Linked DNA regions of Homo sapiens: regions 2 and 3 are each linked to region 1. The links are chromatin loops, found by intact Hi-C in ENCODE. Cell type or tissue: PC-3. All regions are shown on one strand.

What was found. Peaks named below come from ENCODE experiments on the same cell type or tissue, not always from the same donor. Only the 100,000 strongest peaks of a DNase experiment are listed, where the experiment ranks them.
Region 2: a loop joins it to region 1, with 8 times the contacts of the local background. A loop is called at or near these places in 25 of 110 quality-filtered maps.
Region 3: a loop joins it to region 1, with 3 times the contacts of the local background. A loop is called at or near these places in 3 of 110 quality-filtered maps.

What each region holds. Positions count from the first base shown.
Region 1 is chr13:26,060,115-26,065,114 of GRCh38, reverse strand. No RefSeq gene overlaps it. Among named protein-coding and RNA genes, the nearest start is that of LINC00415, 3.1 kb to the right of the region's middle. In PC-3, CTCF peaks have their summits at 2,074 (motif pointing right) and 2,867; DNase peaks (open chromatin) are centred at 2,074 and 2,944; H3K27ac peaks cover 1,341 bases.
Region 2 is chr13:25,827,449-25,832,448 of GRCh38, reverse strand. It overlaps ATP8A2 (ATPase phospholipid transporting 8A2), which reads right to left. Exons shown (of 37, transcript NM_016529.6): 28 at 4,257-4,331. Among named protein-coding and RNA genes, the nearest start is that of SHISA2, 220 kb to the left of the region's middle. In PC-3, a CTCF peak has its summit at 2,555; no DNase peak of the experiment used is centred here.
Region 3 is chr13:25,768,542-25,773,541 of GRCh38, reverse strand. ATP8A2 (ATPase phospholipid transporting 8A2) reads right to left here. Exons shown (of 37, transcript NM_016529.6): 26 at 4,313-4,496. Among named protein-coding and RNA genes, the nearest start is that of SHISA2, 280 kb to the left of the region's middle. In PC-3, no CTCF peak of the experiment used is centred here; DNase peaks (open chromatin) are centred at 1,561 and 2,121; H3K4me3 peaks cover 760 bases; H3K27ac peaks cover 1,587 bases.

The sequences.
Region 1 (5,000 bases):
TAAAAATACAAAAAATTAGCCTGGTATGGTGGTGGGCACCTGTAATTCCAGCTCCTCGGGAGGCTGAGGCAGGACAATGGCTTGAACCTGGGAGGTGGAGGCTGCAGTGAGCTGAGATCACACCAACGCACTCCAGCCTGGGCGACAGGGTGAGACTCTGTCTCAAAATAATAATAATAATAATAATAATAATAATAATAATAATAATGAGAAGAAGAAGAAGTATGAATTCATACTTTGACTGACTGATAGAATTCCAATCTCTAAACACTTACAGGAGGTTTTTCACTCCAAGTTTCATGTTGAATGTTTATCTATATTTAAAAGTGAAAACTGTATTATAATATTAACAACAAATTAAAATGTCACACCATCTTTGTATCAGTGATGTTCTTATAATGATTAGATACACTGGTAACCTATGCAAGTAGATGACCATTGATCTGATGCAAGTTCAGGGGTGACATAAAGCAGGTTTCCAGAGAGGAAGCAAAGGCAGACAGCAGGATTTCAGCTGAACACGAGGCCAAAGCTGAGCTCTGGGTGTCTCTATGACCCCAAATGGTGCTTAGAAGATGAAATGAGCGATGTATGTAGAGAATATTGGGCGCACAGTAGGTCTTTGATAAATGGCAGGTCTTCTTTTTCACTATTTTTCCCTTTGGTCAGAATTAGTTATAACACTGCACTGTATTTTTTTTTTCTTTTTTTGAGATGGAGTCTCGCTCTGTTGCCCAGGCTGGAGTCCAGTGGCACGATCTCCACTCACAGCAACCTCTGCCTCCCAGGTTCAAGTGACTCTCCTGCCTCAGCCTCCCAAGTAGCTAGGATTACAGGCATAAGCCACCATACCCAGCTAATTTTTGTATTTTTAGTAGAGATGGGGTTTCACCATGTTGTCCAGGCTGGCCTCAAACTCCTGAGATCAAGAGCCCACCTCCCAAAGCACTGGGATTACAGGTGTGAGCCCCATGCCTGGCCCTGCATTGTATTTTAACCCTCAGTGAAACTTATCAGCAAAGCTTCTTGAGTCAAAGTATAGATGAGGTTAAGGACAGGGAATATCTATGCAAAAAGGATCCTAGTCCCTGGGAGATTTAAACTTGATGTTGTGTAGAAACCTGTCTCCATGCGTTGTTGCTTCAGTTATCCAAAACCTTCATGTTTCTCACTGTTGAGACAGTCACTACCATGGCATCATGACAATTATTTCACCTCTTTTAAGAGTATGTTGCAAATATTGTTAAACCCAGAAGAGGCCAAAGTATATGGAATCTATAGATAGGATCTGTAGAATTGTTTATGATGATTTTTAAAAACTAAAAAGATAACTGTTAATTTTGGATTTAAACCATGTACTCATTATAGCCCCCTCCAGGTCTAGAATAATTAGAAATCTAAATAGATCATTTGTTTCCACAAATAGGTTCCATCTCAGGAGCAAATAGAAAAATGTGACTACATAGACATATTTCTAGATACATTTCTAAATTTAATATTTGTGTGTCAGATTAGTTTAAATAGCATGGCTGCACATTTTTTTTTAAAAAGTGAATACATTAGTGGCTCATTCTTAATTCACTCATTCAACAAGAAACTGTGTGGTCTGTGGATGATACGAAGATGAACTGAACTCAGTTCTTGTCTTCAAGATGCGTAGATCTCAGAGCTGGTGACTTGGAGAAAAGTTACCTAAAATGTAAAGTAAAATCGCAATAATCAGACCATGGCTCCCTGTGCCTAACCCCACCCCCACCTGCCCCCCAGTGTTCCCCCCACCTCTTTCTTCTCTGCCTGTGTCACCTGGCCATAAAACCTTGGCCTGCATACTCCTGATGTGGGCATCACAGATCGGCATTCCAGGAAAGCACAGGATGTCATTTTCGCTTTGTAGTCATCTTCCTTCTGATCCTGTAAATTGCTTTTTTCTATGGAGGTAGTACATTTTCATGGGTATAACATTCATGCATTTCTTTTGCTGAAATCAATCTAATGCTCCAACGGCTCTATGTTATGTAACTGATTGTAACAATGGGTGTATTCAGTTTAAACCTCTCAAGACCAACTTTTGGCCAGAAGATGGAGTGCAAGAGCCAAAGCCAGGAAATCTTAGGCCCGTTATGGTGTTCATGTATTTTTCTCTGAATGGAAAGACCTAAAATTGTATTCAGTTTAGCACTTAGGCCCAAAGTTCAGCCTCATAATATGTGTGAAGTCAGCCAAGCTGCTAGCAGTGGGCTGCCCAAATAGTATTTCACTAAGCATAGGATTTAGATTTAATAATTTGTTGAAAACAGGGAAAAATCAATGACCAGTGCAAGAGAATGGTTTGGGTTCTGTCATACCAAACAATGTAAAACTAGTAATGATGGTGCTTTTGTCTACAAGTCTATATGACAGATAGCCCCAAATCAGAAGGAGCAGGGTTAATTCAATTTTGCGAGTCACCATGTGGACATAAAATGGATCACCCAGAATCTTAACAATCAGTGGTTCTTTCGTACTATTCTTAATTTTCGCAACTTTTTTCTCTATTTTGAAATTACTTGCATATAAAAAGTAAAAAAAAAAACAAAAAACAGAGTTTCTAATTCATTTTAGTCAATTAGGCATAGCATGATTTTATCACTCAGTAAAAACTAGAGCACTTAAACTGCCCTTAACCTACTTCTTAGTGGTGGGAAAACAATCAGTGTTGAAGTTTGCTGAGATCAATAGCTCATGGCGAAATTAATTAAGGGAGTGTGAAAATTTGATACACATCAATGATCAGAATCCCAACTTTTCTTTATTCTTGGAATCTTGGAATCTCCAGTGAGTTGGAGACAAAGCAACAATGTCAGAATATTTCCGTAGGGAGGTAGTGTTTTCTTACCATGACACACAAACAGGCGGAGACGATCTGCTCTTGGATTTCTCTAGTCATCTTTTAGAAAGACTTCTGGCTTAGTGAGCTTGCTCCCTACTCATGACTCAGACACCACAATGCTAGCTCACACTAGAGTTCAACAACTGGAGGACTGTGCTTCCTGTAATTGGAAGGCTAAATGTATTCCAACACTTGGATTGTAAAGTAAACCAAGCTCCAATCTTCAGTTTCGCTTCTAAGACTACCAAACAGGACCCACCGTAATGAATAAAACAGCAGTGAGTGCTGTGCCGTGGGACTGGTTACCCATTTTTTATTACTTGGAGTTGGCTTAATCTTTCTCTTCCTATCAAATGACATATGGAGTATATTTTCTCAAAAATTAGGCTGAGTTTGGCAGTCTGGTATAGATTTTGGAGATTTATGAATGAGTTCAAAAGGAAGTGGTTTGCTTTTTGGTTTGGGGCGTTTTGTTTCTTTGTTTATTTGTGTTTTGTTGTTTTTGACATTTCTTAGCACCTATTACCCATTCTCTACCATGGGATAGTGAATATTCAAGTGCATCTGAAATAGTACAACAGACGTTGGAAGTTCAATATCAAGAGCAGAGTTTGCCTCTCCTGTGGTTTCAGCACTCAGTATCGTGACCACTGCTTTCAATCCAGTTGGCGAGATTTCTCCAAGTGGGGAGAGATACGGATTTTACTGCACTCCATAAATATGACCATTTATAGGCCCCAACATATTTATGTTCCCATTCATTCAGTGCTCACTTAAACTGTCCAATTTGCTTGACCTGGTCTATAAATGTAAATTGCCTACATCTGAAACTGACTCCTGCTTTCCAGAGTGCAGAAGTCGGAACTGTGTTACTCCCACAGATCACTGGGTCTCCAGGCAGCAGCCCTGCGGCAAGTCACTCTTCACTCTCCCTTTCTTCACACTCTCAAAAGCACTAAAAATGCTTATTGTTCCAAAGCATTAATTGAAATACTATTGGAATCAGTTACCAGATACATTTAATAGCAGTAACAATTTTGTCTTGTTTAAAAATCTTTTTAGGCTGGATGTGGTGGCTTAACGCCTGTAATCCCAGCACTTTGGGAGGCGGAGGCAAGTGGATCACCTGAGGTCAGGAGCTTGAGACTAACCTGGCCAACACGGTGAAACCCCGTCTCTACTAAAAATACAAAAATTAGCCAGGTGTGGTGGCACATGCCTGTAATCCCAGCTACTCAGAGGGCTGAGGCAGAATTGCTTGAATCTGGGAGGCAGAGGTTGCAGTGAGCCGAGACCTCACCACTGCACTCCAGCCTGGGTGACAGAGCCAGACCCTGTCTCAAATCATCATCATCATCATCATCATCTTTTTATTGGTTTGAGGAAGTCAGGAAGCTTGACCCATGTCAAAAGAAGAAATATCAACCATGTTTGCTGTTTTCTTTATGACAAGCCTAAAAATGTTTCACTGTATAGTAAGGTAGAAAGAAATCCTAGTAAGAAGTCTCCAGGATTTTAACCAGTGCTGGCCCTCTCCACTGGCATAGTAATATCCTAAGTCTCCCCCTCTCCTTCTAAAGCTAAAGGTGATTTCACGAGTCTTTAAGAAACAGAGGGTTTGGGAGATCTCCTGACCTCTCGAGTCATCTGCATGACTGCTTCTGCATCTATGCTGGTTGGAGAGTGTTCTTTAAATATCACTTTTCTGTAATTCAACTCCGCTTCCTCTCGTCTGTCTTCTCTGTACCCAGGGCCCTCCTAAAATATTCCTTCAAGTTGTTGAAGATAGTTCTGGAGCAACTTCCCCCTTTACTTTCTTTGTGCATAATAATAATCATCTTAAACTTTTCTATACTTTCTGCTTTGCATTTTTCTAATATTTTCTTCTGGGCCTCATGTCTCCAAAATAAATTGTTCCACTTCCAGGAATAAAGTAACTAAAAATATGTACACCTAATAAAACCAAACCGCTGTGCACCAAAAAGGAAATTAGTAATAGAAATTAAGAATGCCAGTGCTTTGTGGATTTTTTTCTGATAAGACATTGCATCTTATTTGTGTAACATTAGAAAACAGTTCATTGAAAACAAAAACTGGAAAAGGCTTTGTGTTAAAATACTTGGATAACATT
Region 2 (5,000 bases), 230 kb after region 1:
GTATTTATGTTTATAAGTGAGACTGGCCTACAGTTTTCTTCCTCAAACGATGCTGGCTTGACAACAGGATTCATTTTCTGCAAGTGGTCAAATAATACTAGAGTGTTCTCTGCATTATAAAAGACATAAAATTTAGCTGAAATCCATTTGATCCTAGCAGCATTGGTCCTTCGTGGTATTTTTAGTCTCATTCTACCCACAAAACAAAATGAGCCAGGCACAGTGGCTCACGCCTGTAATTCCAGCACTCTGGGGGGCCGAGGCAGGCAGATCACCTGAGGTCAGGAGTTCAAGACCAGCCTGGCCATGGTGAAACCCCGTCTCTATTAAAAATACAGAAAATTTGCCAGGCGTGGTGGTGCGCACCTGTAATCCTGGCTACTCGGGAGGCTGAGGCAGGAGAATTGCTTGAACCCGGGAGGCAGAGGTTGCAGTGAGCCAAGATTGCGCCATTGCACTCCAGCCTGGGCAACAGGAGTGAAACTCTGTCTCAAAAAAAATAAAAAAAAATAAAGAAATTGACTATGGATATAATGAAAATCTTCTGGGACAGCATTCATTCATTACTTAGGAAGAAGCCTGTTTCTTGTTGTTATTGTTGTTTTTGAGACAGAGTCTTGCTCTGTTGCCCAGGCTAGAGTGCAGTGGTGTGATCTCAGCTTACTGCAACCTCCGCCTCCCGGGTTCAAGCAATTCTCCTGTCTCAGCCTCCCAAGTAGCTGGGATTACAGGTGCACACCGTCACGCCCAGCTAATGTTTGTACTTTTAGTAGGGATGAGGTTTCACCATGTTGGCCAGGCTGGTCTCGAACTCTTGACCTCAGGTGATCCACCTGCTTCAGCCTCCCAAAGTGCCGGGATTATAGGTGTGAGCCAACACGCCCGGCCTCAAGTCTGTTTTAATGCTATTAACTTGTTATGAAAATTAGTTTGAGAGGCTGAGTGTGGTGGCTCATGCCTGTAATCCCAGAACTTTGGGAGGCCAAGGCGGGTGGAACACGAGTTCAGGAGATTGAGACCATCCTGGCTAACACAGTGAAACCTCATCTCTACTAAAAATACAAAAATTAGCCGGGCGCGGTGGCGGGCGACTGTAATCCCAGCTACTTGGGAGGCTGAGGCAGGAGAATGGCGTGAACCCGGGAGGTGGAACTTGCAGTGAGCTGAGATTGCACCACTGCACTCCAGCCCGGGCAACAGAGCTAGACTCCATCTCAAAAAAAAAAAAAAAAGAAAATTAGTTTGAGGAACAACGACTTGCTACTTTAGCTGACTTGCGGAATCAAACAAAGAGTACATTTAGAAGAAAAAGCAGGAGAGAAATACTGCATGAAGAAAATGACAGCGGAGAACCCAGCCCAGAAGAGGAGGATCACTAGCAAATGCCTTCCACATCACAAATGTTCTCTTGCAGGCAGTCTCTAGAATGATCCTGGACTGGAAAAGTTGCTAAATAGGGCATTATTGGAGCAAGAATAGCAAAACTGGAATATGGATTAAGATGAATTAGATAATAGTATTAAATCCATGTTAAATGTTTCAGATTTGATCATTATACTTCGGTTGTATAAGAGGAAGCTCTTGCTACTATTGACTAAAGTGTTAAGCAGGAAAGCGACATGATGTTTGTAATACCCCACTGGGTCAGAAATAAATGCATTCACTAGTGTGTGCATGAGTGTAGGCATGTGTGCATGCGTACAAGTATGGAGAAAGAGAATGCAATTGGTGGAAATGCTAATTACTGTTCAATCTGGGTGAAGGGTAAATAGTAGTTCTTTGTACCTTTTTTGTAACTTTTCTCTATATTTCTATTTATTTTATACAAATGTCACCAAAACAATTTTCATGGGGGCAAATCTCCATGTTCCCAGAAGGTTTGGCCCCTCCAGTATGAGCAAGTCCAGAGCCCAGTGGCACATTGGAGTTCACCTGGCAGATCCTTGACCATTCCATCCCAACTGCCAGCACTCACTGGCAGCCCACTTCAATGCCTGCACTGTGGACTCAGTGGTAACCTAGACCCTTTCACCTTGAAATACACTTTTCTATCACAGTGTACTCTCTGTATAGTTTAGGGGACAGAAAAACTGCATAAAATATAATCTCAACCCTAGGGTCATGCATAACAATAACTAGAAAAGTTTGCGGCTCATGACTATAATCCTACCACTTTGGGAGGCCTAGGAGGGAGGACTGCTTGAGCCCAGGAGTTTGAGACCAATCTGGGCAACATGGCGAGACCCCATTTCCACAAAAAAAATGTTTTTTAATTAGCTGGCTGTGGTGGCATTTGCCCATGGTCCCAGCTACTAAGGAGGCTGAGGTGGGAGGATTGCTTGAGCCAGGGAGGTCAAGGATACAGTGAGTAGTGATGGCACCACTGCACTCCAGCCTGGGTGACAGAACAAGACCCAGTCTCAAAAAAAAAAAAAAAATTGCAAAAACTGCAATATGTCTGAGATTCTCTTTGTTAATCTGGGGTGGGGCTCAGGAATCTGCATTTTTCAAATAAACCCTAGTTATTCTCCTGCAAATGGTCTGTGGGCCTTATTTTGACCAACACTGCCCTCTAGCCTGTCAGCATCTTATCTGTAGTAGGCACTCAATAAAATCTGTTGGATTAATTTGAATTGGCCAAGACTGCATGGAGCTAAGAAAAGAATCCAGCCCTCATGCCCTGAGCATAGAAATCAAGCTAAAATCCACTCATACTATAAGCAGGTGATATATATATATATATATATATATATATATATATATATATATATATATATATACCACACCTGTCCTTGGCTCTACAACAAAATCTCTCCTAGGTCTCAGCATTTTGTTTCTAAAATAGGGATGTGGCATGTGTTTGTGTGAAGTGTCAGCTCCATTGATACCTGACCCTTTCAAGCACTGAATAATCGTGGAGCATTCTGCATATTTCCCCGAAATGGTTGCATAGCTTTAACCTACTTAAAATAGTTTCAGGAGGTACAGAGTTAGCAATCTGTGATCTCCCCTTAGTACACAAAGGGGAGGCCCTGGAGCCCCCATCCATGGGTAGGTAGTCAGAGTAGCTTTTTTAGCACAGGAGGGAATGGACATCAATTCTGTCCTGTTCTTACCACTCCTAATCTTTGTCTTTTAGGGCATCAGTATCAGGAGGAAATGTGCTAGTGACTTTGCAGCAAGTTAACACAGTTACTGACTCACCAACACAATTTCAACTCAAGATCTGGACCCAGTCCTCCTTGGAGGTGTCTGAATCCACACATTTGACCCTCTTAACCTGCAAGCTACACAGGGCCAGGGCAAACTACTGCATTCAGCATTTTACATCAGCACCCAGCACTGAGGTTATTCAATAAAGGGGGGTGAAAGCATGGAAGACTTAAATATCTAGCCACCAGTGGATTTATAGCACCATAGGTTTTATTATTGTATGTCTGGTAACTTCCATCTACATTTATTTATGATGGCTGCTTCAGAATGTAAATTCCCACGGAGCAGAGTTAGGATTGAAGGCAAGTGAGAGAACAACTCAAAAAATGGGCCATTCTAGGGTCTCTAGAGTGCTCTACATGCCCCTTAGTTCTTCCTGCCAGTGAAACAAAAAGCAAGAAAGCTAAGCAGCTACTGAGCCATTTTAGCTACAGTTTATATTTATTTCTAGCTTCTGAATTCATCATAGTTATAAAAAGTAATAAAAAAGGAACTTGAAAATCATAAAAAATACCAGATGAGCTGATTACCATCCTCCACAGTAGCTGGAAGTCAGAATTCATTATTTTAGCTCTAACTGCAGAAGAAAATGTTCTTCCACAAGGACAGATACCCTTTCAGGAAGGACAGAACGGACACCAGATCACACACTGTACATTTGTATCTATGTTTAAGAATTCAGAACAAAAATAATGAAGCGGAATGAGTTTAGGTGTAGTTCAGAAATTTGTACTTGAGCTAAAAACACGAAAGTGTTGCACAGGCATGTAGTAAGGGGGTAACAAGGGTCTATTATCAAGATATATGGGTTAATAATTTCAAGGGGTTATTCAGGAATGATCTGCTATGATTGAAACCATGTGTGGAGAGTTTGGGCTTCTGCAGGATGTTTCACAGCAACAAAGGGCCCAAAGATGTATTTGTGCTGCCTGCTAAGTATACAGATGATTGACTCAGATACACTTCCCAGACATAAACAGTGAAGGAATGTCACTGAAGTTCTAAGTTCTGCATGCTATCAGATAGAGATGAAGAATGCTTACCACATTGTACAGGCCGATGCACCAACGTTCAAATAAAATCTGCCCAGAAAATCCATTAACAAAGGCGAACCAAAGCTGAAAGAGAAGAAAGCTCATGAAGTTTTATATCAATATTGACCTAAATGTTTCCATTCACTGAAGAAGTAGCGGGAATGTGGACCACCAGCTGGACACAGCTGCTAAGGAATCATGAGCCACAGGGACTGCAGCAGTTGTTCCTTTATAAAACATAGATTCCCGATATCACAGAAATCCATATTGTAAGGAAAATTTATATTTAAGGCATACATCTACTTTCAGAGATAATATGCACATGTTCATAGAAAAATAGATTTAATTTGCATTTAATAGGTTTGGTATCAAAACTTTCTCATTGACTGGAGGAGTCTCAGCTTCACACTCTTGTTTTTCTCTAAAGTTGATTTGAGAAATACGATGTGTCTTTGCCGGACTTTCAAAGAGATATAAATCATAAATTAAAAACAACAACAAAAAGTCCTCTGTTCTGTGTGTTCTGAGTTCATAAATTATTGACCCTCCTTAATCAGATGTCTACCACCTTGACCAAGGTCAAAACACAATCATATAAAAGAAACATGTTCAAATCATTTTTTGAAGTAATGAGAGATGTATAAATAAATAGATAAAATGTGGGCTGTTATTCATGCCTTCAAGTAGTCTATGATTCTAACCGATTAGGCAAGACTGATATAAAAACAACTACAGAGCCAAGTGCCAGGATAT
Region 3 (5,000 bases), 290 kb after region 1:
GCCATAGATAATCCAGTAACATTCAGGAATCCTCACTGGGGGAGGGGGTCTCTGGACACCACTCAGATCGTATCTCCTCAGCCACCCCTTAGCCTGGCTTTGCCTTCTGTGTGCCGTTTCATAAAGGTCCCAAAAAGTGTAAACCTTGCGCTGGAGGGAGGGAAACGAGTTTCTCTGGTCTGGTGCGTGGTGTCCTGCTCTGGCATAAATGTGCCGTTAGCTGCAACCCTGTTTACATCACGTTTCTACACATTTGATATGCCTTACACTGGATTTGAGTTCCCTCTTAGTTCCCTTGCATGAAAACCTTAATGCCTCCTGTTCTAAGTCAGAGTGTCAGTAAGTCCACAAGCTTGAAACCTATTACACTACTAGGAGAGACAAGCAGGCTGTATTGAGAATGCCCAGGACATTAGAAATTCTTTTGCAGTTATATACTTCTTATTAATTTCAGATGACTTTGGAAATTAAACGTAACTCTCAGCTGGGCACAGTGGCTCACACCTGTAATCCCAGCACTTTGGGAGGCCAAGGCGGGCAGATCACCTAAGGCCAGGAGTTCAAGACCAGTCTGGCCAACGTGGTGAAACGCCGTCTCTGCTAAAAATCCAAAAAGTAGTCAGACGTGGTGTTGGGTGCCTGTAATCCCAGCTACTCAGGAGGCTGAGGCAGGACAATCACTTGAACCCAGGAGGCGGAGGCGGAGGCTGCAGTGAGCCGAGATCCAGCCACTGCACTCCAGCCTGGGCAACATGAGTGAAACTCTGAATAAAAAAAATAATAAATAAATAAATAAATAAATAAATTAATTAATTAAATGTAACTCTCAATAGAAAAGAAATGACCAGACTGAAAATACAATACTTAAACAAAAAATTTTCAGGAGGAAACTGCATAATAATCTCCATTAGCACTAAAGAAAGGACTCCATCCTAGGTGGAGTCCCAGCTCAGCATGTTCTTCCAGGAGGTGAGGGGAAGGCGCGGGGCTCACCACGCATTCGGAATCTAAATCATCGCTTCGAAGTGGCAGAAGTAGGTGCACATGGAAAAATAAAACTCCCCATAAAGGCTCATTAAGGATTCCAAAGGGGAATGGGAAATCATAAAATAACTAGCTAAACAAATAAAAAGGAAGTTTGTATTTGACCGGGACCCCCTGATGTTAAACTTCAATGGGCACAGAAAACATCTGCTTGAGTCATCCTGAATGCCTCAACTTGAGCACTACAGTGATTTGTTTTCAGGAAAAAAAAATGTATATTCTAAATCAAAATGCTGTCATCATGAGGTCGTTCTGAAAACATTAGGAGGGCAGGGGGCAGGAATGATTCTCCCGAGGAGAATGGAAAGCCAAGGGCTAGGGGAGCACCATGACTCAGCGACGGCAGCAAGGTTGCTCAGGACAAGGCAGCTGAAAAAGGACGGCGCTCGGTCTTGGGCTGCCCATGTGCATAAAAGCACAAGGTAGGCAGGGAAGAAATAGAACCAGAGCTTTGCCCACTTCGTAACTTTCCCAAGGTAAGTCTTTGAGCTAACATTTTTTTCTTTCTGAGTATAATAACCCTGAGGGTACTTCCTCCGAAGCGTAATAAAAAAAATGCATCCACATTAAAATGAACAGATAAAGCCCAAGGCGATAAACAACCAGAGATGTTTACCATTTCAAGAGAGGCAAAGAAATTCATCAAGCTGTGGCTTTTCTGGCATGGTGACTAAGGTAGAGGCAGCATGTTGGTTGGTGCAAAGGTTATGAGGTTAGCAGGAACCTGCCCTGAAGTAACAGCATCCCCACCTAATCGGCAATAGGACCATGGACAGGAGAAATGAGGGTGCACAGAAACATGTGGGCTGCATCAGTTCCTTTGGCAGAAGTGACTATGATGCTGGAGGGGCAAGAAAACCCCCAATGGCGTTTTAAAGCCTCGCTCCCTGCTCCACCCTTCTTTGACACTTTTAATTTGAAGAGAGCAATTGCTCTGGATAACACATCCTATTCCTATGCAGTTCCAGTAAAGCAGGTCATGGGATCTCCCTTCCCTAGACATTTTAAAGAAAAAGACAGACAAATATTTGCCTGGAACTCCTAGGAAACCTCTTAAGATCCCTTCCAGCCATATGATGTTATAACTCAAGTATTTAATAATGCTGGGGTGTATAACATCTATAGTTGCTGACAGACTACAGGAAGTGCGAGTCCCACAGGCCTCAAAGCATTTGACTCAGGAAAGTAAACAGGCAGGTGTGCGTGGGGCCGGCCCCCAAGTTCACACTCAGGTCCGTTGTTTTCTGACCCCAAGATGCTTGCTTGCTTGGACCTGATGTAAGTCACCTGATACGAAGGAACCCCGGTTTTCCCACCTATAAAGTCAAGATTCCTTCTCTTACCTACTTCAGAAATTATCTTGAGGATTTATTTGAAATCAGCAAAGGAAGAAGATTGATTGCATGCACTTTTCAGAGCCAGGAGGATTTTGTAATTTCTCCCTGCATCTGCAGAACTGTGAGCTGAGAAGAAACCTGAGAGGTGATCTAACACAGAGCCCCCGCTTTGGAGAGGTGGAGCCCCAGAACTGCAAAGGACTGGCCTGAAGCCCTGGGGCTATAGGAAGCTCCTTCACATTTTATATGCAGCACCTGATTTCAGGTTGAAGGGGTGTGTAGCCATTTTTCCTTGTGTTCATGTGATTAAGGTGAACACATTCTTCAAACACCTCAACACCGTAGAAACACAAGGGAATTCCTGCTACCCAGCCGATGAGCAGGCATCTATTCATGATGTATCGCAATCTGGAGACAGAGGGACAGGCCCTGCATTCGCTGTGATGTCTAGGTTTTCTGGGTGATCCAGCAGGCCAAATCATCTAGATATGTAACCGCCCAAGGGATTCACCTTGCCCACTGCCTAGACAGAGCCGATTCATCAAGACAGAAGAACTGCAGTAGAGAAAGAGTAATTCATGCAGAGCCGGCTGTGAGGGAGACTGGAGTTTTATTATTACTCAAATCAGTCTCCCCAAGCATTCGGGGAGCAGAGTTTTTAAGGATAACTTGGTGGGTGGGGGTAGCCAGTGAGCCGGGAATGCTGATCAGTCAGGGAAGAAATCATAGGGAGTCAAAGCTGTCTTCTTGAGCTCAGTCAGTTCCTGGGTGGTGGGGAGCCACAAGATTAGATGAGCCAGTTTATTGATCTGAGTGGTGCCAGCTGATCCATCAAGTGCAGGGTCTGCAAAATATCTCAAGCACTGATCTTAGGAGCAGTTTAAGAAGGTCAGAATCTCGTAGCCTCCAGCTGCATGACTCCTAAGCCATATTTCAAATCCTGTGGCTAATGTTAGTCTAGTCCCCAGGCAAGGAGGTCTGCTTTGGGAAAGGGCTGTTACCATCTTTGTTTAAACTATAAAGTATAAACTGAGTTTCTCTCAAAGTTAGTTCAGCTTACGCCCAGAAATGAACAAGGACAGCTTGGAGGTTAGAAGCAAGATGGAGTCGGTTAAGTTAGATCTCTTCCACTGTCTCAGTCATAATTTTGCAAAGGTGGTCTCAGATATGCACCCTACGGGTTAGGAAATTGGCTATCTTCCTTCACCTTTGGGCTATCATTACGGAGTGGACCTTTCTTTCATCCTCAGGCCACCAGTGCAGTACAGCACATCAGGAGCCCTGGCATGCGAGGCTCGGATCAGCCTCCGCTGGACTGAACTTGGCCTAACTGCAGGAGGCTGATTGCTACTGACCATGGGGTCATTATGGCCCAAACCCAGCTCGTGCTCTTGGCAATTCACCTCACAGGGGTGGTCCTGGACAGCACCCCTCTCATAACTACAGAGAAGGCGACAGCTGTAATCACTGCTTCTCCCTGACCTTAAGCACCTAGCCAGGGGGTGTCCCAACACCTTTGGGAGGAGTGAGACTGGAACAGGATTATAGAGAAAGGCTGTCATGAGCACAGCTGTGCTTCAGCAGGCAATGCAGCAGAAAAAGCCATGCAGCAGATGCAGAAGCTGAAGGTGAGAGGTTATTATTAGCAAGATCAGAGACCTATCTGCCAGGAGCAGCACCTTGCCTGGATCACAGAGCAGCTTGGCCAACCCCATAGCTGGCCAGAGAAATCCAATCAGCAGGACAGGGCCTCCAAACTGCACAAGATCACAACTACAGAGAATTCCAAATATCCCCGGGGTTTCATCTAGACAGCAACCTCAAGAGGGGTGGCAGAGGTTTGGAGATGCACTGAAGGTTAAACGCCAGGTCCTCATGCCCAGCTATCATCTCTCAACAGGACAGGGCAGCTGGACGCCCAAGCTGCTGACCTGTGCGATGGCGTAATCCGAGTTGTTGGTGGCCTGCATGCCTTCATTCCCACTGATTCCCACACCCACGTGGGCTGTCTGGATCATCCCGACATCGTTGGCGCCGTCTCCGATGGCGAGGGTGATGGCCTTCACCCGCTTCTTCACCACATCCACTATCTCAGACTTCTGCAGAGGAGACACTCTGTGAGAAAAGAGAGGGAAATCAGAGCTATGCATGTCTTTCCAGAGGAAACAGCTGTAATCTACATTCCGCTGCATTAAAAGGACAGTTACTGGACGATCTCCAAATTCAATACATCCATTTTATGCTCATGTGCAAAGAAGCTTTCAGAAAACAGTAGCTTGTGGCTTTCAAGTATTTGCCAACTTCTCAGATGAAATATACAACAGAAAACTAACTTAAAACACAGCCTATTTGTAATCACTCTGCTAAGTGGGAGGCATCTGCACAAACTCCTCGGGGGTACGTGTGCCCTGCTGAATGATAAAGGAAGTCAGTCTAGTTACAGGGGTCTTCGGAAATGTCTTTCCAATAAATCAGAAAACCAGCACAGACCTCCTTTTGCTTTATGGTACATCATATACAACCTAGGGCTGGCAAGGGAATTTTCTGTAAAATCTGCTTTTACAGAAGGGAAAGGAAATTGGCAGGGCATGATAAAGTGCAGAAAGAAGGCTGGGGTAA